Regions from separate parts of the Homo sapiens genome. Here regions 1 and 2 are each linked to region 3. Evidence: chromatin loops called from intact Hi-C (ENCODE). Cell type or tissue: ascending aorta. All regions are shown on one strand. Region 1 overlaps SMOC2 (SPARC related modular calcium binding 2). Region 2 overlaps SMOC2 (SPARC related modular calcium binding 2). Region 3 has its middle 57 kb from the start of SMOC2.

What was found. Hi-C counts contacts between places; a loop is a spot of excess contacts. Peaks named below come from ENCODE experiments on the same cell type or tissue, not always from the same donor. Only the 100,000 strongest peaks of a DNase experiment are listed, where the experiment ranks them.
Region 1: it touches region 3 in a loop (5-fold over the local background); 10 of 110 quality-filtered maps call a loop at or near these places.
Region 2: a loop joins it to region 3, with 2.6 times the contacts of the local background. A loop is called at or near these places in 9 of 110 quality-filtered maps.

Annotation. Positions count from the first base shown.
Region 1 is chr6:168,539,245-168,547,244 of GRCh38, forward strand. It overlaps SMOC2 (SPARC related modular calcium binding 2), which reads left to right. Exons shown (of 13, transcript NM_001166412.2): 5 at 4,381-4,428; 6 at 7,875-7,925. Among named protein-coding and RNA genes, the nearest start is that of SMOC2, 100 kb to the left of the region's middle. RefSeq lists an enhancer at 1,079-2,006. In ascending aorta, a CTCF peak has its summit at 6,387 (motif pointing left); DNase peaks (open chromatin) are centred at 3,295 and 6,369; H3K4me3 peaks cover 409 bases; H3K27ac peaks cover 7,663 bases.
Region 2 is chr6:168,604,227-168,612,226 of GRCh38, forward strand. SMOC2 (SPARC related modular calcium binding 2) reads left to right here. Exons shown (of 13, transcript NM_001166412.2): 9 at 3,931-4,013. Among named protein-coding and RNA genes, the nearest start is that of SMOC2, 170 kb to the left of the region's middle. RefSeq lists an enhancer at 2,362-2,898. In ascending aorta, no CTCF peak of the experiment used is centred here; no DNase peak of the experiment used is centred here; H3K27ac peaks cover 402 bases.
Region 3 is chr6:168,379,921-168,387,920 of GRCh38, forward strand. No RefSeq gene overlaps it. Among named protein-coding and RNA genes, the nearest start is that of SMOC2, 57 kb to the right of the region's middle. RefSeq lists enhancers at 3,119-3,620, 3,621-4,120. In ascending aorta, a CTCF peak has its summit at 1,927; a DNase peak (open chromatin) is centred at 4,303; H3K4me3 peaks cover 1,671 bases; H3K27ac peaks cover 1,876 bases.

The sequences.
Region 1 (8,000 bases), 160 kb after region 3:
AAAATCACTGTGTGTAGAAAACCATCTCTTGTCTAGCCAGAGAGGCACCTGTTTGAGCTGCCACTGACAGAGAATCCCCACGGGGCTGGCCGGCTTTCTTGAACTCCGACTCCAAGGGCATCTCCATGCCAGCGCCCAGACAGGCAGCTCCGTCCCACTGCACCATTTCACACACCACCCTTTTCCACCCTTCTCACCACCCCTTGGTCCGTTCATAAGTGGGAAGGGTCCTGAGATCAAATCGTGGATCTGATGCCAACCAGAGCCCACAAGCCTCACAGGCCACACTGTGCATGGTGTCTGGGTCCCAGGACAGCGGGCTCAGGCCTTCCACACCGGCTCTAGCAGGCTGCTGCCTGAGAGAGTCCTGCCAGATGGGCAAGCCCAGTGGGGACAGAACGCTCCTAACAGGTGGGGCTTGCAGGGGGGCACTTCCAGCATCTGGAGCAGCTTGGCATCCCTGTGGTGGTGGATGGGCTGTGTGCTGCTCTCTGCCAGCCTGTGCGTGGTCTCCTGGCCCTCCCGGTCCACTCTCCCTTCTTTTCTGGCCCATGCCTACTCACCCCTTTACTCTTCCTCAGAGAGGCCTTTCTGCTCAAAGTCAGCTCTCCTGAGGACTAAAAAAGCAGGCCCTGGATCCTGGCTCTGCCGCTTCCTAAGTGGCCCTGGGCCAGTTACTTACCCCTCTGGTCTCACTTTCCTTGTCTGTATAACGGGCATGATGGCAGTCCCACCTCGCAGGGCTGGCATCTACATTAAATGACTTCAAGTCTGTGAAGGACATAGCAGGGATTGGCACACAGTAAGAGCTATATAGACATCAGCTGTGTACACGGTTGCAATAGACATTGCTTGAGTAAATTCTGTTTAATGCCCGCCTCCCCAAATTGGACTAAAGTGTGTAGTGCTGCGTCCCTGCCGTCGTTTCCTGTGGACACGTGACAGGTGTGTATGAGGGGGTGAGCCCAGGAATGAATGAATGCACATAAGGTGATGGCGGCGAGGGCCTGAGGGCTGCAGGCCATTTGGTGCCCTCCTAGAGGCTGCTCTGTTTTGGATGGCTTGGTCTGAGTGGGGAGCATTGCTCTTCCGGAGGGGACCTCTCCCCAGCTGCGTGTCCAGCAGAGCACGTGGAGAGGCAGCTTCCGATGGCGCACACAGCACATCTTTGGTGAACATCCATTGTGCACTCCTATGTGTGGGTTGCTCTGCTAGGTCCATTCAGCTGTACTTGGTGGGCTTTCACCACACTGCCCACTCCAGAGATGAAGAAACAGAGGTTTCGAGTGGTGAAGGTGCCTGGCCAGGGGCACGGAGCTAGGAGGGAGGGACGTTTGTTCTGCTGCCCATGCCCTGTCTTCTCCCTGCAGCGCCACATCCTCAGAAATTGGCACCCTCTTTCCTGTCACCCTCATGTTGTCCTGATGAGAGGATGGGAGGGCAGGAACCTTGAGAAAAGCCCAATAGCACAGAGACGCCGTCTAGACCAGAGAACGCAGCCCTTGCTGTTCCCTTTTCTTTTTCTCTCGCCTCCCTCATCTGATGCTGTAAACCTGCCCCCAGGATGTGAAGTTCTCGGAAGGGGTGAGCCGCAGGCTTGTTTAGCTGCTCTGAAGGAGGACTCCCTGCAGGGAGCTGCCCCTCACCCCTCTCACGTCTGTGCCGCAGACCTCCCTCCCCTCACTCACCTGGGAAGGGCGTCTGGAAGGAGCTTATGCAAACCACTGCCTCCATCAGCATAACACCGTTCCCTCCACTGGGCTGTTCTGGTAACACGTTGTTAAGGCTGAGAGCGGCTGGATTTGAACCAAGTGCTCAGAGCTACAAGACTTAACAGCTATTATTCCTCCCTTAAACCGGAGACGTTTCCTCACATTGTACTTTGTGGCTTCTTCCACCAGAAATTCGTATCCCCATTATGACAAAACCCACCCCTTTAGAATAGCATTTAGATGGAATGGGATCTCACAAATGGGAGCAATTCAGATGTGTCCTTTGGAATCCAAGGCTGAGGGGGATCACTTAGCAACCTCTTTGTGTCTGTGAACAGCAAGCAGATCCTTAAGGTCCAGCCTCCAGCCCGGGGTTCACAAAGGTGTTCACTGTCTGCAGACACTGTGCGTATCAGTCAACCCTTCTTTCTCGGCCCCTTTTCTGCAAGTACAGCCGGCAATCTTGCTTGTTATAAACACTTGGAAGTTCAGCAAATCCTTATCTCCAGAAAAATGCAATGACAGCATCAGAGTTGCTTTCTTGGGTCTGGATTTGTGTGCTTGCATGGCTCTGCTGGCCTGTGGAAATATGTGGAGCTATTTTCCCATCCTGGAGGCCAGGATCTTACAGGAAGGCAGGGGCAGGAAGGTTGGGCATCATCTTTTCATCCCAAGGTGGTTAAAAGGTGAAGTCAATGCACTATCAGGATCTCCTCCAATTTCTGTCTTGTAAAATATTTGAGTCATGAATCACGGAGCAGGTTATCAAGGGACGCTGGGTTCTGTCTTGAAATCATCTCTTACATATGAAGAACAAGATCAGATTAACTTTGTGTGGACTTATTTAAGGAAACACTGATTCAATGCAAGGGCCCGAAGAGAAAGCCACAGTGCTGGTCGGCTCAGAGACAGAGGCTGCCTGAGTGTAGAGAATGTTTAAATGTTGGATTCTGACCTCAGGCGAAATTTTGAATTTGCAGTCTGTACTGTTCTGTCTGTACAGTGCAAAATATTTTCTTATTTCAATTGAGAAACTCTCTCATGAAAGATATTCTAATTATTAGCATATTTACATTTTCCTTACGATATTAAAACCTGCACAGAAATATTCAGAACTATTATCAAAATATGATCATTTCCCGTCAAAAGTAGAAAATACTTTTTGCCTCTTTCGGGAACACATGATAAAAATAAACTGATGACTGAGAAGCTTAAGCTCTTTAAGAAATGTGGATTTGTAAAGAGATGATCCAAAAGGGAGAAACAAGCAAAGGAGGATTTTGAGAGCTTCAGGAGGTGGCCACACAGTGAGGTTAGCTTTGTATCCTAGGGGATTCTTACCAAGAAAAACCTTGTATTGCAAGGCCTGGAAACAATGTAATATGTAACCAAATGGTAACAGTAACAGCTGGGAAAGAGAGAAAGGCTGGCTTTGGCAGATGAACCAGGAGAATTGTGTTCCTTTTTATCCCCTGGGGACACTAAATTCCCAAACGCATATTATTTAGTTATTTTTAGATATGCAGCCTGCAGGGAAACCGCTGAGAACATTCCCGTGTAAATCCTCATTCAGCTTTCTGAAGTCAGCATTGTCTGATGAGTACCTGTTACAGAGGAGGGTTTGGGGTGGCTGCGCTGTGTTCCTTCATAGGAACCGTTGACATGTGTTTAGGGGTGTCTGGGCACTGTGACCTCGAGGCAGTGTCCGCTGAGAGTGCCAGAGGATGGATGGCGCCTTGAAGTTACTCCGTTTTCTCTGCCATCCAATGAATTGCTTGTAAATTTCCTGCCACATTACTATTGCATTTCCCAAAAATAAGATAAACATCCTCAAAATGTCATAAGCTATATTTTTAATTTGAATGTTGGTCTGTATTTCTGTCATATGCAAAATTGAAAAAAAAAGAAAACAAAAACAAATAATTTCAAGTTCTAAGATGTTTCCCCTGAGGAGTTTTACTGGGCATGTGTATGGCTATGGGAATTCCACGTTAATTCTAAACAGAATATTCAACTGCCAGTAAACTCTGAGACGAACTATTTTTATTTCTCGAGTTGGTATTCTAATGAAGAGGGGGAAGTGGATCCATATAGTGGCTTCAGTCTGTTGGAAGAGAAAGAACTACACTTTCTATTTGTAATATGCATCTTTCAGCATCATATAAACATTTAAACTTGGTCACACATTAGTTAGTAGATTTTCAATACTCTACCAAAAGGTAGTTCCTCGCCATTCTCCTCTATAAATCAGAATCAAGCTGAAATCAGGGTTTTTAGTTATCTTTGGTTGTGTAATGTCTTAAGATTTTAAAAACGTTTCCTTTTTTACCTAATTCACTTCAGTACCCCAACATGGGTATGTATGTTATGGCTATGATGACATTTTTGAGGTGAAGAGACTAATATATTGGGTTTTAAGGTCTTATATACATGTGCAACCCCTTAGCGCCAGAAGCAGAAACTAATCTTTTGTTTCTGAGTCCAGGGTCTGAGTGTTTAGGTGACAGTGTCCCCTCAGGGTACTAGACAGCTTACAGAATTTAAGTAGAACATGCCGAAGCACGGCAAATTAGTCAAAATGGAGCAAAAATATGTGCATAACTTAATTTGTGATGGCCATTTAAGAGTCCAAAATAATTTCATTTCACTCCTTATTTTCCTCTTTTAGGTTCCGTAAATGAAAAGTTACCCCAACGCGAAGGCACAGGAAAAACAGGTAACTATCTTAGAATAAATGTCTATGACGATATGTAACATCTAACTTATCCCGTGAAATAACTTCTCAAGTTAAAGTTGAAACATCCACTAGTGATGATGATGAGAGCCGAACCAGTTTGTTACTTCTGCATTCATTCAGCAATGCCATTCACTCACGATCACCAGCTCTGTTGGGCCTGTGCTCCGCTGGGGTCGCTGGTGTTGGACCTGTGCTCCGAGGCTTGTTTCGGGACCAACGGCAGATGCTGTTAGGACCCCCTGGAACCTCCCAGTCTGTGACTGTGGAGAGGGCTGAGGCTCAGTATTTTGGCTCCCTGTGGGATTCTAAACCATTGCAGTTATTGAGGACCCTGATAAAGATGCCTCAACTCCTCCCTACAAGGAGGAAGAGGAACAGTTTTTCTACCTACAGCAATCCCTGCCTCTGAGACTGGTACAAACAAGAGCTGAACAGAACCCTTAACCTTAAACATCATGTCGCAGCCTGCAGGTCCTGTTTCGGGGTCTGCGGGGTCTGTCACATGCCCACCATGACCCCCCTGGGAAAGTCTCCATCCTCTTCTCTGCCCTTGCCTCGGCCAACACCCTTCAGTACCAGGACACATTTCTGCTTTTCTCTTACATCAGCCTTTAAAGTCAGACGTTGTTTTCAAGATGAGAAGAAATACTTTAGTACCAAAATTTTAGGTACTTTTCTTTTCTAGTGTAGGTTACAGTGTAATGAACCAGTAACAAACAAAAATAATATAAACACAGACCAGGCCGAGGCAGGCAGATCACCTGAGGTCAGGAGTTTGAGACCAGCCTGGCCAAAATGGTGAAACGCCATCTCTACTAAAAAGACAAAAATTAACCAGGCATGGTGGTGCATGCCTGTAATCCCAGGTAGTCAGGAGGTTGAGGCAGGAGAATTGCTTGAGCCCAGGAGATGGAGGTTGCAGTGAGCCGAGATCACGCCACTGCACTCCAGCCTGGGCAACAGAGTGAGATTCTGTCTCAAAAACAAAAACAAAATAATAAAAATAAAAATCGGAGTTTTATTCAACCAATCCCTTCTGCATGTGTGGAAACTGTGGTGGGGCCCATCCCTGCCCTGGAAGATCCTTTGCAAAAAGAGTTCTGTATTACTAGGACACTGACATTTTGGAGGGACAAGCTGGCATGAAAGTAAATGTCAGGCTTTCTGTCCAGAGGGTGCCTACCAAGGATGAGGCAGGACTGGCTTCCTGGAAGGGGAAATATGTAACAGGTGTGAGCTGGAACAGAAGAAGCCTCACAGTCAAGGAAGATAGCTCATTTTCCAGCCGAAAAATGATGACAGGCATAATGGGGACACTGGGTTGGGGGAGGGTTTATGTTTGGAAAGGAAGGGGTAAAGTTGCATAGAGCAATAGTGTGAGCTGCGTGAACTGAGTCGAGAAGATAATGGTGTGGGTATGTCGACATTTGTAGAGAAAGGAAGGGACAATCTCATGATTAGGAAAATTAATCAAATGTGGAAAGGGAGGAGGAGATGGAAGGATCATCGTCTTTCAGAGGGCATTTCTTAATCCTGTTTATTATGATATTTATTGTACCCACTGTAAAAAAAAAAAATCTAGAGGAATTAGTACATGGGCATGAAAGTGAGTTAAGGAAAGAACACACCCCCCACTTTAGGCCGGAATACGCAGAGGGGATACCTGGATTAAGCAACAGAGCTGGTTTCCAGACACAAATAAGACACTTCACACACTCTGATAGAGGGAAAGTAAAAAATGCACAGCTCTTCGAGATTTTTGTTTTATTTCCTTAAGGCTGACTTCAGCAGCCACCAATGGCCTTGTTTGTTGGGACAGAGCCACCCCGTCTGTGAGGGACGGGGGCATGGAGTAGGGCCTATGATGACCGTGCTGAGGAGGGAAGCATGGACAGGGCAGGAAGGAGAGCGGCCTCTGGTGCCCAGAATCAGGGCTGGGAGGAGGAACGGCCAGTGGGCCCATTACTCACCCTGTCCTCAGGCCACACCTGCCCTCCCTGCCTGCCATTCAGGCTGAGCTTTCAGACTGGTCTGGCCCCAGTGACTGGGGAATGGGCTGGTGGTCCCAGAGTGGTGACTTGGTGAGGCCTCAGCAAAAACACACAACAGTAATAATGTATTTGATTGTCCTCATTCCAAAAAATTTCAAATATGTTCTTTTAAGACTTTTTGTATGTTCTTGTGTTTAAAATATGTTTCCCATTTTGTTTTATTTTCTTGGAAGAAGATTGTAAAATATTCAACCACAGAATATTCCTAGTTTATTGTTATTATCAGTGTTAGACTTGGATATTTCAAATAACTGATGTTACATTTTTGTCAGTATTTTGATAGCTAGCAAACTGTTTTTGAGAGATTGCTCAATGTTAAATTTTTTTGAAAATCTGTTTTGATTTTCCCCCTAAAAAGTCTTATAAGAAACTTTATTCTTTAGACCACTGGGAAGTTCATGACTTAGTTATCTACGTAAGCCTTGTATCTGGCCCTCATCTTTGCCACTTTTTCCTATATTTCAATCCAAAAGTTATTTAACAAAATGATATAAGCAAGCTTCAGTGAAAAAAAAAAAAAAAAAAAAAAAAAAGGATGATCCTGAGAGCACCACAGTGCCTTGTGATTGCCTCCTGGGTGGGGCCCTGAGTGTCTGGAGAAGGACTCCTGACTCACAGGCTCCACCATCCTGCCAGGTCTCTGAGCCATTTAAAACCTCTTTCTTTACCAGGGGGCCCAATGTGTGTGTGTCAATTAATTAAATACAGATTCTTCACTTGGAAAATGCGAGTCTATGGGTGGTGTAGGGGCCTGTGACACCCCAGTCCGCCCTTTCCTCCATTCTCCGATCACTTTCGCCCTGTCCCCTCCACCCCGTGCCCCACTCACATCCTTACTTAGATTATGCCATGGCAGCAGTGGAGAGAGGGAGGGCCAGAGGTGTAGAAAGGGGTCCAGGATTCTCCAACCCTTGCCTTTCTCTTGGGGAAAACAGAGGATGTGTTAAGGGCACAGGGCTCTGCTCAACCCCACCCCAGTCCCTGCCAAGCCCTCTTTTGTAACCTCCAGTGGCCTGAATTTATGACTTCTCTTTCCCAGGGCTAGACTTTCTTTACTCTAATTATTTTGATTCCTTCCTCATCTGCCCTATGGCCTGTGATTGGCTCTGATAGTTTAGAACTGATCGGATATTTTCCACGTGAAGTTAGGTCAGTGTCTAGCCTCGAGCATTTTAAGTAGCGGCTCACTCAAGACTGGTATAGTCATTCCAGCCGCAGCTGCAGGCAGCATCGCGTTGGGTCTGTGTGGGGTTGCTGTTGTGGTTGATCTGTGGGGACTGAGTGCAAGTCCTCAGCATCCACCCGTATGCACACTTACTTAACTTACTCTCATAATTGTAGTCTCCTTGCAAATCTTTTCCGTTCTGAATTCAGATGATGCCGCAGCTCCAGCGTTGGAGACTCAGCCTCAAGGAGATGAAGAAGGTGAGCCGGGGTGGGGATTGCACAGTCTGGGTTGGGGAGGAGTGCGAGGGACGGTATGGAGCTGGGAAGTGGAGC
Region 2 (8,000 bases), 220 kb after region 3:
TTCTTTGGAGCCAAAAATCCCTTCCCTAGAATTCTGCTAGCAAATTTAATTCATGGATCATTGGTCAGAATTAGATCATATGTCCATGGCTAAACCCACTGCTGGCAAGAAAAATTGAGTTGGTTTACACTGGTTTGAATTGATCACCTAGGGAGACATGGGTACTGGGCACCAGGCAAAATAATCAATATTAGGCAGTATCTGATAAGCCACAGCCAGCTTCACCATTCCTCATCTCCCAGTGATTCTGCCATTATTGAGTAACCAGGTCGCATTTCTATTTAAATGCCCTCTGTTCCCTCAGCGCAATTTTCTTATTAATTTTCTGAAATAAGCAGCCCCAGGGAGATACTTCATAGTTTTGATTTATACCTGGGTTGGCAATTAAGATGTTTGTTTTCTTTAATCATCCTCTAAATTTCCTGATGGGGAAGAAACATTTAATAATCCAGTAACAGTAAGAAGCTATAAACATAAATTGCATCGTCTTTGATATGTGACCTCTCTTATCCTCATGTCACCATGCATGAGAATTAAAAGGCGTTAGTTTTGTGGCAGACTCATCCCAAGGACCACAAGTACATGCCACTCTGCCCAGATGAGGCAGGAGCAGCTTGCTCTGGTGCAGTTTCTAGTTGGACCCATCACTTAGAAGGAGATATGAGGAGGGGCAGAGGCTTCAGCCCTTCCTAGTGCCCCTGACTTTTGTGTCAAAATTGGCATCTTCGTCATTGTTTGCAGATCCCGGAAGGAGGGGTCCAGGCACCTGTCATGAGTGCAGGCCCCCATGAATGGTAGAGTCCAGGTGGGAGCCGAGGGGCAAGTTTCCCCTCAGCCACTAACAGTAGTGAGGAGAGAATGGGAAGGGGCCATCAGACTGAGCTGAGTCAGGCTGATGGCCAGATTCTGCATTCATGCCCAGAACAGAGAGGCTGATGAAGCCTTTGTCTGTCTGCCATCCAACTGCTGGCTGTTCCTACCTCACATCTGGGCAGCCTCTGTTCCTGGACCCCAGAGCATGTCTCTCAATGAGGTGTGTAGCCTCTGTTCCCCAACCCCAGAGCGTGTCTTTCAGTGGGGTGTGCAGGGGATCATGTGGGCATAGGACTGCATTTCTCCCTGGCAGAGAACCTGGTATCTGATGGGCAATGAGAGAAGAGACGTTTGTGTTTTTCCTTATACAAATAAGTTAAAATAAACCTATTGAAAAGAATGGTGATGGATGACAAAGCTGAAATTAACGGACTTATTTCTCCTCTTTCTCCTCTCTTGAGATTGTCAATTCTGCAAGTCATGGGCATTTCACACTACTCATTAAAACAAGCAGAATACTGTCATGTAAATATATATTTTTATATTAGCATCAGTGATAGGATTTGCAACATACCTCTATCCCAAATGTGGAACAAAACCGAAATGCCCGTCCAGGTGGCTGGCTTCCTGATTGCTTCGAAGCTAGGAGATTTGGAATGAGGGTAAGAAATGATCTAGTCTCGTGCCACCCATGTGAAGGATACAGGTACTGATCCTGAAGGGCTTCAGGGGCACAACAGAGTTCATGTTAACACTTCCTTTTTCTAACACTACAGAGCAGTCCAGGGCTCTAAGGAGGTGTGCCCTCTGATACTCGGAGAAGCAAGATGGCCCCTAAGGGCTGGAACTCTATCCTCAGAGTCTACGTCATCCATTCTGAGCTGGGACATTCGCCTGGCTTTTGGCAGCTCCCCCTTCATAAGCCCTCGGGCAGGAAGGGTCCATTCTAATGTAGGTCTCAATTCGGCCCCTGAGACACTGACCCGGAGCTTGAAGTGAAGATCGTTCAGCCCTCAGAGTGCCCTAGTTCTACAAATTTAACACGCATAAGTAAAAATAAGAGCTTCCTAATCCCTCAGGAAGCCAGCTTCCTGTACACATCATCTCTGGGTGAATGTTTTACTTCTCACCTGCTGGCCGCAGCAGCAGCTGCATTAGGAGACACCTGGCTGGGTAACAGGTCCTTTACTGAGTTCGCCTTTCTTGTGACCTCTTGGAGCTGACCCCCACCCCCACATTTTCAAAGAATATGAGTTAATGGCTTTCAGTTAGAATGTGATAGCTTAACTGTTTGCCAGAGTGTGTCAGAGACTTTAATTTCAAAAACAATATTTCAAAAAGATATATTAAGTTTGTCTGACTGGGGTGGCAGGTTTTCTGGTATCAAAGAGGCTATTGAGGGCCAAGGGTGGCAGGAATGTGTGGTTCCTGACTCTTATGACAGCTGGATGGGGTCCTCTCACTGGGACTGCTGGACTCTCTGGGGCCTCTGTTAGAACACTTTAAATATGTCCCTTTAGAGAGAAATTTCATTTTATTTTCTATGGCTGAAAAGCATGTAAGCAATGAAAAAAATAGAACCTAAAGTGATCTCTGTGAAGTAAATAGGATCTTGTAGCCCTTTCTTTAAGAATGAAAAAAGAAAATAGGGCAGAGGGAGAGGATGAGAACTGGCGGAACGCTGGCCTCCTGACAACCTCAGGGCTCCGGGCCGGACCCCCTCCCGCTGGCCTCCTGCTTGTCTTCTTCATTTTCCAAGGAGTCTTTCTGGAGCCCCAAGACTGCACCTGTGCCCCATGATGGTGTTGGCGGGCACTGCGTCTCCCAGTGTGTCACTTGCCAGGGCCTGAGGAGGCCGCCACGAAGGATTCCACGTGCCTGACACTCATGGATGGGAGGGGCAGGGGGCTGGGGAGCCGCCATGCAGCATGAGGTCAGCTGAGTGGAGGGGAAGCGAGGAAAGTTGGTGTGGGCTGTCTGGGGTCCTGCGAGTCCACAGAAAGGGGCGGTGGGTGTGCTGACCCAGGAATCTCCCATCTCCCGGGAACGCACCTCCCCGGCGTCTCCTTCATGCTGGTGAGAAGCCCCACTTCTTGGTGAAAGCCACAGTGAAGGATTTCTGTGTGCGGAAGATTGTCCTCCTTGGGGGTGGGGGCTCCGGGAGGCAGGTTCTCATGGTGGCCCGCACTCTGTTTAAATGTCCACCTCCTCTACTGGATGAGGCTGGTGGTCTGCGTGGCAGGGGTCTCCTCCTTGCCCTACACCCAGGACAAGGATAAAACCCAGGCAAAGCAGGCCTTGGTCAAGGGCTGCTGAATGGCATGCATATGGCAGTGTTTATGAGCTGTTTACCGGATTTGAATCTGACACCCTTAGGGACAGGCACCCTGGTTCCCACTGCCAATTCAGTAGTACCACAGAGCCACTTGCTCCCATGAGCTCTGCAACCGCAGCAGCCAGGGCACCTGCCCTCTTGGATGTCAGCCCTGTCTGTTCAGGACTTAACCTGCAGTTTGTCATTGATGCTAAGTGGGACCAGAGAGTCGTTTTTTTTTTTTTAACACTGAGGCAGACTTTCGTAGCTTCACGAGGTGGATTGGAAATGAGTTGGCCTTTGGTGCTACAGGAATCTAAATCCTGAAGTCCTTTGCATCCTTTCCTTGGGCGGGGTGGGGGTAGTGGTCACACCCTCTGTCCTCGTGCACACACTCCTGCTCTGACGAAACAACCCAAGTGCTTCCTCCATCCAACCCTGCAACGGGAGGAGGGGGAGGTGTGGGCGCTGCTCCATCCAACCCTGCAACGGGAGGAGGGGGAGGTGTGGGTGCTTGGCAGCTGCTAGATGAGATTCATTTCAGAGACGGGATGGAGAGACGGCCCTGCTGTGTGATTGAAGTCACAGTGTGCTTCTTCCTACTGACTGCAAGCAATAGCTTTCTATGCCAAATATCCACAAAGGTGACAGAAAGGAGTGAGGAGGTCATGGGTGTCATAGCATCAGAGCCACAGGTCACGGTGTATGCTAGGGTAGGACACTCCAGAAATGGAAGACAAACCACAGCTGGTCTCAAGCCCGTTGTTTTCTCTCTCCTTCCCCCGCCTTCCCCCCGCCCATAGGTACGAGCAGCCGAAATGTGACAACACGGCCAGGGCCCACCCAGCCAAAGCCCGGGACCTGTACAAGGGCCGCCAGCTACAAGGTGAGCAGCACCCGCGAGTGTGGCCCGAATCCACAGGCCCCACCATGCAGTTTCTTGCAAATTTGGAATGAAAAAGACTTTATCTGACTCTGTTTCCCAGGGGGCCTGTCTGACTCTGAGGCCTCCTACCTCCTTGCAGAGGGCCCTGAGTCCAGGCAGGGAGACAGGGGGCCAGGAGCCCACACGGGGAGCACCTGGGGGGCTTCCTCCCTGCTGCTGTGTATGGAAGGTCAGACATGGAAGAGAAAGAAAGGGCCCCTCACAAATCAGATCAGCACACAGCACCCTAACCTCTCTAGATGCTCCTGAACCCCACAGCCCAAAGAACCCTTTATTCATTCTACCTACATTTCACTGTCACTTTCTGACATTCCTTTTTCACTGAATCAACAGTTCATGAAGCTAAAGTTTAGGTTTTAAGAAAACATGAGTTGAATGTATGTATTGAGTTTAATTACAAAGAAATATTGTAATTAAACAGAGGTGAATTAAAATTTATAATAATTGAAAAATGCAGTCACAAAAAGACGTCATGGGGTGAATTTGATATATCATTAAGAAGCTTCAAAGCTACTTGCCATTTGTTTCATTTTGATCTTTTTTTCTCTAAATATCTCCAGATTGTGTATGTTTAACCAACATCTCAGAGACATGAAAATCACACTACAGCGTACTTTGTTTAGAGTACGTGCTTGATCTTGTCTCATACAGAAACTGGATGAATTCCGGATGAGTAAACTTTTGTGCTTCCTGTACTATTTGTACTGTCATTGGTAGAAAGGTTTTAAATTGTAAAAAGTAAAGATGTTCGGCTTATAAATGAGGACAGGGTAGAGCAGAATGTCCACAGTCTATACATGTTTCATTGCTACGTGTTCATAGCGATTCCACAACATGAGTAACGAGAATGGTTGACACAGGGAAGCAGAGGGCGGAATGTGGTTCCGGGGACACACAGCACAGTTATTCTGCCAGCTCTTGGTAAACACCGTGCAGCTCACTGGGCTGGCTTGTTAGGAACTGTCTTTGTCTTAGTTCTTCATGGTTTCCCAGCCGTGTACCTCCTCAGTGTCTTCCTTGTGAGGCAGGTTTGAGGAATCTGTTGGTTCTAGTAATTTTTTTTTAATGAGAGTATGGTCCTTGTGTGAGCAATCAACTTGCTTTCTGTTGAATGAATCAGCTTCTTTCTGGATCTCGCAGGTGAGGGTGGGGGAAGAGATCACGATGGTGCAAACACACCCGTCCCTGTGCATGCCTAGTGAAGGGTGTTTTGCCTTTGACCCCGTGTCTGCAGGCTGTGCTCAGCTGCTGGCTGAATTCCATCCCCCTGATGGCCCTGTCAGGAGGGAGTTCTCCTCCTCCATTATCTGGTGTCATCTCTTGTCTCTGAAGTCCGATTTTAATATTGGTGGGCAAGATGTTTCCTTAAAAGACATAATGAGCTTCTCACATGCTTGCTGCATGGAAAGCCCTCAATAAATGTTTCCTGGTTTTGGTTGGTCTTGACCTTGTCACGTGCACTTCAATCTGTCTTTTGCCCCTAGTGTACTTCTTGAAGAGTCCAAGATTCTTAACTTATTTTTTTTTTCGATAGCACAAAGTTGCATCACTTCTAAGCCAAGCTGCACTGTGGTCTTCACACAGGTGATACGAGTGCAATTTATGGAAGTCAGTTTCGCTTCTCATTGGTAAAAGGGACCGTGACAGAGGCTGGCTTCTGCTGCCTCTCAGGAGTGCACGTGGCAGGAAGACCTTTTCCTGGTGGAATCTAATCTGTTACACTCTAGACCCAGACTATTGATTTAAAGATGACACAGTCATTTGTCCAGTGAGAACAACTGGTCCTTGATATTGAGAAACATGATGTCATTGTCTTCTCTGAGTGTCAGAGGTGCCATTTGGAGATACAGCATCCCACACTGTGAGGATGGGCACGTCAGAAACCATGCTCCTCTCTGCTAAAACAGGAGGAGAAGGATGGTTAGATGCTCACAATGAAGACGGCGTTTCCTTGCCCACACCTCAGACGAAAACCAGATTGCTGAGGCATCAAAGCCACGTGACGCAAACTGTGCAAAGGTCAGCTTGTGCTGTTGCCATAGATGTTTGGGAGTGCACTGTTCATGACCACTTAATTATTTTGATTATTTGGAGATAATTATCCTTATTAGGAAAAAACAAGTAGGTCTTAAAATAGCTGCAGGATAGAGGCTGTTCCTGGTAGAGAGGAGAAACCTATTTCCAAAATAACACAGCAGCCTTTGAGTAGGAAGATCCTTCAGGTCCCATGCAGGCTGATGTATTTTATTCTTAAAAGGTACCGTTTCCTTTTGAAGTTGCTTTTCTAAGGTTTTGCCAATGTAGGTCCTCTATTTTCCATGTAAAGCTGATAATATTTTCACACAAAATTCACTTGTTTGGGGTGAGCAGTTGATTTGTCACCAAATACTTATTCACATCTTATGTAGGACAGTTAGCAGGTGTTTGGCAGCAAACGATCATTGAGTCTTTGGAGGCCATCATTTTATTATATGGCACAAGAGATCTAGGTCTGGCTTAAGGGGCTACATAGTGACGACTGGGTCACCGTTTTGGCTTTTGAAGGTTCTTCTTTCATTGTGTAGGTTTCCTCCTGGGACTATCACATCCTGTGTAGCAGAAATTCTAAAAAGAGGCACAAAACCACACCTTCTTAAACCACACCTTCCTAAACCAGATCTTCTTAAACCAGCCCTTCCTAAACCACACCTTCTTCTTGGACAGGTTCACCTCACTTTATTTTGCCCTGGCATCTCTGATCACACTCTGGTTGGTGTTTTAAATAACAGGGTTACTCTGTCTCTCCAGCCTCCCCAGCCCCCTGACATCCTCCCAGGTCCTCATGTGAGGCTGGAGAACCAGGCACTTGCATTGAGCTGTGGCTCCTGTGTCGGGGCCGTGGTGTGTCTGTTGGGCCCTATGTGGCTCCCGTGTCGGGCCTGGCTGTGGCTCCCATGTCTGGCCCTGCTCTGGTTCCCATGTCCGGGACCCACCGTGGCTCCCGTGTCGGGCCTGGCTGTGGCTCCCATGTCTGGCCCTGCTCTGGTTCCCATGTCCGGGACCCACCGTGGCTCCCGTGTCGGGCCTGGCCGTGGCTCCCATGTCTGGCCCTGCTCTGGTTCTCATGTCCGGGACCCACCGTGGCTCCCGTGTCGGGCCTGGCCGTGGCTCCCATGTCTGGCCCTGCACTGGTTCTCATGTCCGGGACCCACCGTGGCTCCCGTGTCGGGCCTGGCCGTGGCTCCCATGTCTGGCCCTGCTCTGGTTCCCATGTCCGGGACCCACTGTGGCTCCCGTGTCGGGCCTGGCCGTGGCTCCCATGTCTGGCCCTGCTCTGGTTCCCATGTCCGGGACCCACCGTGGCTCCCGTGTCGGGCCTGGCTGTGGCTCCCATGTCTGGCCCTGCTCTGGTTCCCATGTCCGGGACCCACCGTGGCTCCCGTGTCGGGCCTGGCTGTGGCTCCCATGTCAGGCCCTGATGTGGCTCCCGTGTCTGAGCCTTGCTGGAATTCTTCCCTCTGCTTGAGCTGCATCTCTCTTAGCTCCTGTGCCTCCCACACATCCTTCAGGACGGCTTCCTCAGGATGCCCAGGCGGCCGGCCACTCACATGCACCTGTCCAGCTTGTTCCCACCTGGTGGGGCACAGCGTGTGGTGTGGGTGTGGACTCTGCCCCGTGCCTCACAGGGTCCCTGGGGAGGTGGAGACTGCACCTCCATGTTCCCGGCATCCGCGAGGTGGAACGAAGGATGTAGGCAGTTTTCTTTTCCTACTAGAAGACTTTTTGGCTAAGTGATACTGGTAAGCTTTGACTTACTAGCCATGTGGTTTTGCTTATCTAGGGCCCCGCAGCACTGGTCTTGAATGGGCTTTCCAGTGTGGGGAGAGGGTGACCCCAGCCTTTACCTGAAGAGCAGTGCTGGGTTCGTGATCTCCATCGGGGAGAGGG
Region 3 (8,000 bases):
CCAAGTCCCACGTAGCCCAAGTCCACACAGCCCGAGTCCCACAGAGCCCACGTCCACACAGCCTGAGTCCCACACAGCCTGAGTCCCATGCAGCACAAGTCCCACGCAGCCCGAGTCCACACAGCCTGAGTCCCACACAGCCCAAGTCCACACAGCCAAAGTCCACACAGCCAAAGTCCACACAGCCAAAGTCCCACGCAGCCCGAGTCCCACACAGCCAAAGTCCCACGCAGCCTGAGTCCCACACAGCCCGAGTCCACACAGCCTGAGTCCACACAGCCCGAGTCCCACACAGCCCGAGTCCCACACAGCCTGAGTCCACACAGCCCAAGTCCCACGCAGCCCAAGTCCCACGCAGCCCGAGTCCCACACAGCCTGAGTCAACACAGCCCGAGTCCCACACAGCCTGAGTCCACACATCCTGAGTCCCACACATCCTGAGTCCCACACAGCCCGAGTCCACACAGCCCAAGTCCCACGCAGCCCAAGTCCCACGCAGCCCGAGTCCCACACAGCCTGAGTCAACATAGCCCGAGTCCCACACAGCCCGAGTCCACACAGCCCAAGTCCCACGCAGCCCAAGTCCCACACAGCCCGAGTCCCACACAGCCCGAGTCAACACAGCCCGAGTCCCACACAGCCCGAGTCCACACAGCCCGAGTCCCACACAGCCCGAGTCCACACATCCTGAGTCCCACACAGCCTGAGTCCACACATCCTGAGTCCCACACATCCTGAGTCCCACACAGCCTGAGTCCACACAGCCCGAGTCCCACACAGCCTGAGTCCCACATAACCCGAGTCTCACGTAGACCGAATCCCACGCAGCCCGAGTCCACACAGCCTGACGCCCACACAGCCCGAGTCCCACACAGCCTGAGGCCCACACAGCCCAAGTCCGAGTCCCACGCAGCCCGAGTCCACACAGCCCGAGTCCACACAGCCCGAGTCCGAGTCCCACATAGCCCGAGTCCCACGCAGCCCTGCTGGGCGATGCACTCATGACATGGGGCGTGTGATTTTCCCACTGCAGCTGCAAAAACCACACACATTTGGTGGCTCAAAACAACACAAATCTACCATCTTGTAGTTCCGTGGGCCAGAAATTAGTCCCACTGGGCCCAAGTCAAAGTGTCCACAGGGGTGGCCCCTTCTGGAGGCTCCAGGAGAACCCCTTCCTGCCTGTTCCAGCTTCCAAGGCCACCGTGGTCCTCGACTCCTGGCCCCCGCTATCTTCAGAGGACATCGCTTCAACCCCTGCCCCTGACACCAGGGCCCCTTCCCTCTCCTGAGGTCAGCGGCCCTCTGCCTGTCTTTTCCAGGGACGCCTGTGATTAATTCGGGAAATTTAGGGCCCACCCAGATCATCAGGGTCATCTTTCCTCTGTGGGCCCTTTCCTCAATCACATCTGCAAAGTCCCTTTTGCCACGCAAGGCCACATCCCCAGGTTCCAGGGATCAGGGCGTGGCACCACGGGCATCAGATTCCAGGAATTAGGGCGTGGCACTGCGGGCATCAGATTCTGGGAATTAGGGCATGGCACCGCGGGCATCATGATTCAGCCTTCCACACTGGGTAAGCCGTGTCCTTCATGTTGAAGTTGTGTGCATTCTGACAGGTACAAACCTTCCATGTTAATTTCTTCATAATTAAGGAAGAATTTCCAATGGCCTCTCACCCAAGCCATGCTAAAAAGGTGAATTAATCAGGCCTGCCAAGCGCCGGCCATTGCTGCCACCCATGCCCTCCCTACACTCAAGCTCCACGGTCCTTGTTTAGAAAATTACCTACTGCCAGGCTGTGGGCATCTGCAAGACAGTGAGTGACATTCATTCAAAGAAAATACAAGAGCCCAATACGGGAGCCATGAGTCACCTGCTGTCACATTTCCACAAGACACCCATCTACCACCCACTGCCAGCAGGGCTGCTGGACTCCACGATGTGGTCACGTTTCCACCAGACACCCATCCACCACCCACCGCCGGCAGGGCTGCTGGACTCCACGAGAGTGCGTGAATGACAGCATGAGCTGGTGCCAAAACTTTCCGTTCGGAGCCTCATGGGCTTTCAGCCGGTGACCGCCCAGAGCGGCCCTGTGGCCTGTGGACACATAGACAGGTTTTCTGCCCAGGATGGTCATAGGTCTTTAATTTTTCCTGCTTATTATTTTTAATCTGGAGAGAAACCAAAAATGATGGCTGGTGCAGGGTTGGATTGAGACGCAATTGTGACATAGGTCCATTTGAAATGCTCCCGACCCCCCTGCCTGCCACTTTCTGTCTGATGCCCCTGGCTGCATGCGCTTGCAGGTGAGCCCCCCGCCTGCTGCTTTCTGTCTGACGCCCCCAGCTGCATACGCTTGCCTGTGTTGTTCATAACGCCCGGTGCTTTGCTGGGTAACGTCGCCAAGGGTTCTCCAAACCTTCAGAAGTGCCCTACGCAGCTGTTACTCAAACTAAAGGGCTGTGGCAAATTAGGTAGAACCAGGACCGTGAAGTCTGGGAGGTGAAAGCTTTAGGGGAAAGAGGCAGGAATTACTTTGTGCTGGGCACGTGTGAGAGCCTAAGAATTCTGTCATGCACTCGCTGCTTATTCCACGTAATTTAAAATTTAAAATCCTGGTGAGCCGGCATTAATGTCCTAATTTTACAGACATGGAGACAGGATTTCACAGAGGCTAACTCCCTTGTTTAATGTCACAGAGTCCTGTGCTGGGATTCAAAGCCAGGGCTGCCCAGGTCAGCTGATGGCAGCAAGTTCTTCAGGAACTCAACCTACAATGAGTTAGCTTTGCTTCTGAAAACACCACTGGAAGGCCACCATCAGTGGCGTATTTTATGGACACTCTCCACCCCCATCCAGCTGTGGACACAGGGCCGTAAGCCTCAGTACCCCTGGAAGGCCACCATCAGTGGTGTATTTTATGGACAGCCCCCACCCCCACCCAGCTGTGGTCACAGGGTACTGAGCCTCGGTACCCAGGGAGAACATGGGGCGGACTTCTCCGTGATCTGATCAAATATTTGGTCAGCTTCCAGGACAAGAGGTGACCCAGCAGATGGGGTTTAGACACTGCAATATTGGTGCTGAGGAGACATTTTGCACGGGCCTTCAGAAGGAAGGAGAAAGTGTGGACCATTTGTGTGTGTGTGCATGTGTGTGTGTGCGTGTGTGCGTGAGTGTGTGCATCCATGCATATTTGCATGTGTGTATATTTGCGTGTGTGCATGTGCGTGTGCATGTGTGCGTGCGTGTGTGCATGTGTTTGTATGTGCATGTGCGTGTGTGCATGTATGTGCGTTTGCATGTGTGTGTGCATGTGTGCACGTGCATGTGTCTGCATGCCTGCATGTGTGTGCATGTGTGTGCATGCGTATTTGCATGTGTGTGCGTGTGTGCATGCATACATGTGTGCGTGAGTGTGCATGCATGCATATTTGCATGCGTGTGTGCACGTGTGTGCGCATGTGCGTGCGTGTGTGCACGTGCATGCATGTGCATGTGTTTGCATATGTGTATGTGTGCATGCGTGTGTGCATGTATGCGTGTTTGTGTATGCATGTGTGCGTGCGTGTGCATGCGTGCGTGTTTGCATGCGTGTGTGTGCATGTGTGTGTTTGCATGCGTGTGTGTGCATGTGTGCATGTTTGCATGTGTGTGCATGCATGTGTGTGCATGCATGTGTGTGTGCGTGCGTCTGTGTGCATGTGTGTGCGTGTGTGTGCACGCGTGCATGTTTGCGTGTGTGTGCGTGCGTGTGTGTGCGTGTTTGCATGCATGTGTGTGCGTGTGTGCATGCGTGCATGTGTGCGTGTGTGTGCATGCGTGTGTGTGCGTGTGTGTGCATGCATGTGTGTGCGTGCGTGTGTGCGTGTGTGTGCGTGCGTGTGTGTGCATGCGTGGCAGTTTTAAGTTACTAGTTTTTAAAGTCAGCACATTTTCATTGAATCAACTTGGTCAAAATCTATTACAGAATTTGGAACCCATTAAAGGAAAGTTCAGTGAGAAGCCCGTGTCTTCTCTTGGTCAACAATGGAACTTCTATGGAAATACTTAGGCAAAGACTTGAGTTTCCTTTGACCAACTTCTGGTGTTGAATCTGCTGAAGCTTGATAGGAATTTGATCATTCTCGGTTAGTAGTTTTTTTCTGGGTGGAATTGCTTTTTCACTACCTGTGTGTAAGGGGAGGAATCATCTGTCCTAAGGACCTGGTGGAAGCTGAAAGGGGCTCTGTTGGTTTCTACATAAAAGTGAAGAGTAAGTCTGTCCCTAAACTGCCTGGGCAGAAGGCCGGCTTCTCCCGGCAAAGGCCACGTGACACATGGAGAATTCAACAGCAACACTGAGTAAATGTGTTGGAATCTCACATTTTAGTTTCCCAGTTACTGACTGTGCATTCCCACATTTACAATTATTGAAGTACGTTCAAGAATGTAGAGTGTGAGCTTTATATAGTCTTGAGCAGTGCCCTGCTTTTAAGAGTGAATTATTTTTTAAATGGAAATGAGACTCATCTCTCCTGGATCTGAAGCTTGCCGTCAACTACCAGGACCTGAGACTCCCCCCGGCGCTTCCCATTTTCCTCAGGAGGAAGCCCTGTTGTTTCAGTGGGTGTGTGGTGAAGGGCAAGTTCTCCTAACGTGAACGTCATTAATGAAAGTTCTGCCATTTTTCTTCTTCTTTGTGAACAGCCCTTACCTGGTGAGCTGGGGAAACGGGGCCACAGGGGAGTCAGGCCTATGGGGGTGTCCGGACAGAGGGGCCGGGTGCGTGAGCCTTCCGGGGTGCCTCCGCCAGGCTTGAGCATTCTGTTAGTCCGGGCAGAGAGAACATGCTTTTCTAAGTCAAAAACCACTCATAAATCATGGGTTAGGAGTTACAACATCACCACAAATCCAGCGCTGCTCAGAGTTAAAACACGTCCTCGCCCCGCACACGCACAGGCTCTCTCTGTGCCATCACCATCCATCTGGTCTCCGGGGCCCATTTCTGGAATGTGAGGAGACAAGAGTTTGGGGCGCGCTTGCCGCTGTCCTCACGGACTCCTGGGGCAGCCCCAGGCACCCGCGAGAACCCGCCCCCCCAACCACCGGCCAACTTGGAGGCAACAAAGAGTGAATCAGAAATGCATGGCTGACATTTCCCTGAAAATAAATATATGCTAAAAAGTTAAAGAGAAATGTGGTTGGCCAAATGCATTTGGGGTTTTAATCAAACCAAAGTTATGTGAAAAACAGCCTGAAATACTCAAGTCACAGAGGCCTCAGGCGAGGGTCCATGAAGTCCCCCTCGGCACTCGTGTGTGGGTGGGACAGGGCCGGTCCTGACTTGGCCCCCTCCTTCCTCCCTGGGGCTTCTTCCCGGGCGCACAAAGCCAGGCAGGGTTAATAATGTTTATTACGTGCTTTGATGAGACGCTGTCTATTTGAAGCAACTAAGATCAGTTTATATATTGAATCTGAAATAAACATACCCATATGAAGATAATTTTTTTTCAAATTTTCCTTCTTTCGAGAGGCCCAATATAATCTTTTTGCTGCTTTACGGAGACTGCACACGTCCTTTGAAAGCATTGAGGAGGGAAACAAAGCTAAGTGGCTGGTGGAGCTGCCCCCGCTGAATCTGGGCATAATTCCATCTCAAACGAAAGTGGGCGGAAGAGCTATGAAAACAATTTTGGAAAGGTGGCCGGCTGTGAATCAACACCTTGGGGAATATTTAGGAACCTCACTGAATTTGCCTGTGGACATAGCAACTGAGTGTCCCAGCGCACATGTAATATCGTGAAGTTGTCCTGTCCCGAATTCTGATGCACAAGAAAGGGCAGGAGCAGAGGCCTGCGTGGTTCGTGGATCGCCCAAGTGCCAGTTCTGCCTTTGCTCTGATGCCAAACCAAGGAGGTCTGCATTTTCATCTGGGAAGGGGATGGAGTATCTGTGCCCCTGGCAGGACCATGTGGAAAGCCTTCTGCTCCACCCGTGGGAAGCCAGACCATGGTCTTGCTCACATTCTGAGAGACAGGGACCTTTGGGGATTGGCACACAGAAATAATTCGGATGCATCCTCCCAGCAAGCAGGGCACCTCTGTGTCTGCCGGTGGGTCTGGCTCTGGCTTTGCAGCTGCAGGTCTTGCAAAGCCATGGGAGCTGCCTGCCAAGCTGCTGGTAGCTGGAGGCCTTGGCCGAGGTGGGCTGCAGTGCATGTGCCCGCACAGGTGTGCCCACCCAGGTGTGCCTGCTCAGGTGTGGGGCTTGTCTCACACACTCCTTGTGCCAGTTTTTCCTCCCAGCTGGAAGTCAACAGGGACAAATAGCCCCAGGCCCCTTAAACTGGAAACTGTCAGTCACCCATTCCTCCTGGTCTGAAGTGTGTGAGAGAACATGGTGCTTTGTACACACATGTGAATGTGGACAGCATTGCATGTGTGTCCCACGTGTCCCATGGAGGCTGCTGGGCTGTTACAGCCGTTCTTGCAGAAACAAGCTGAATTCTTGCTTTCAGGTTATAAAAAAGACCTGGCACTGCACTGGAGGTTGTGGGACCTTCTGCTAACATTTGGCCTGGGGATGCTGGAAGATCCCTAACCCTTGGTGAGACACCCTTGGAGGCTGGCTGAGGGCACCACCTTCCTGTGAGTCCCTACCACAGCCTGGCAGCGCTTCCAGCCATCTGGCTGGGCTTGCCGCACACCTGGGCTGATCCCTGTCCCTGACTGGGAGCCACACTTCACCCAACAGCTTTCCTTTCTCTTTTAGGAGGGGTGAGGGTGGAAGGAAAGACAGGTTTGATTGAAAACCAGGTGGACTTTTGCAGATTTATTTTTTAATTTTGCATTTCTTTGAGTCACAGAATCCAAAAGTAGTTTTGTGGATGCAAACACATAATTAAGGCAAACAGCAGCAAAGGGGACATGAGGGGTGGAGCCCCCTCTCCACCACTGTTCACCAGCATTTCTGTGACCCAAGGGGACGTGAGGGATGGAGCCCGCTCTCCTCCTGTGTGCACCAGCACTGCTGTGACCATTGGTGTCATTCTTCTTTAATGGAGGGTCCTGTGCTTGGCTTCAAAGGCCTCCTCCAGCTGGGCCACCTCAGGCAATTTCCTGCCTGGTTTTAACTCATCATGTGTGTGTATATCATGCGTGTATGTGCCATGTTGTATATGCAGGGCATGTATGTATATGCCACGTGTGTACTCGCCAGGTGCATTTACGTCGTGTGCAGATGCCGCATGTGTATACACCACGTGTGTATACATGTGTGTTCATCGTATATATGCATCATATACATTTAAACTAAAGCCCCTGCAGGCATGTGCTGGTCCACCCCTGCCTTGAGTGCCTGCACACATCCAAGTTCAGGGCTAGTTCTGGGCAGAACTGGGGTCTCGGGGGCTTACCCCTGTCAGGGCTCCAGGGCTGGGGAGCCTTTCCCATCCTGAGTTTTAATTCAGTGCAGGAGGTCCTGGAGGTCTTGTGTGCAGGCTGGCCACCTCCTGAGCATTGAGTCTTCAGTGGGTGACGTTTACTGAGGTTCCCAGGGTGGGACTGCGCAGCCACCATTGGTGAACACAGAGCAGGACCTGCCCTGAAGGAACCGCAGGGGATGGGGCTGTGTCCGTGCCAGCCTTGCAGCTCTCTTCCTCTTCTGTCCTCAGAGGCCTCGCAGGGCAGTGGACGGCCAGGGCAGTGTGAGGAGATGGGGACACATGTCAGCAGGGGCCGTTGGGTGGAGGAAGCCGGCAGGATGCAGGCGTCCCTCCATCTCAGCTGCCCGTTGTGTAGAACTGGCCCAAGCCTGGGGCCTTCTCTCTGTTTAGCCTCTGTCCCCAGCAGAGCTTCTCAGGCCTGTGGTTCCACTTGTCCACTGAAGGGGCTCCATCAAGCCTGGAGGTCCCCAGGGAGGAGAGGGTGGCCTAGCTCCGGCCACCAGGCCTGCCTCAGAAGGGAGAGCCCTGCTTTATCTATTTTGTTTGTTGGCATTTCTGGGCAAGATTT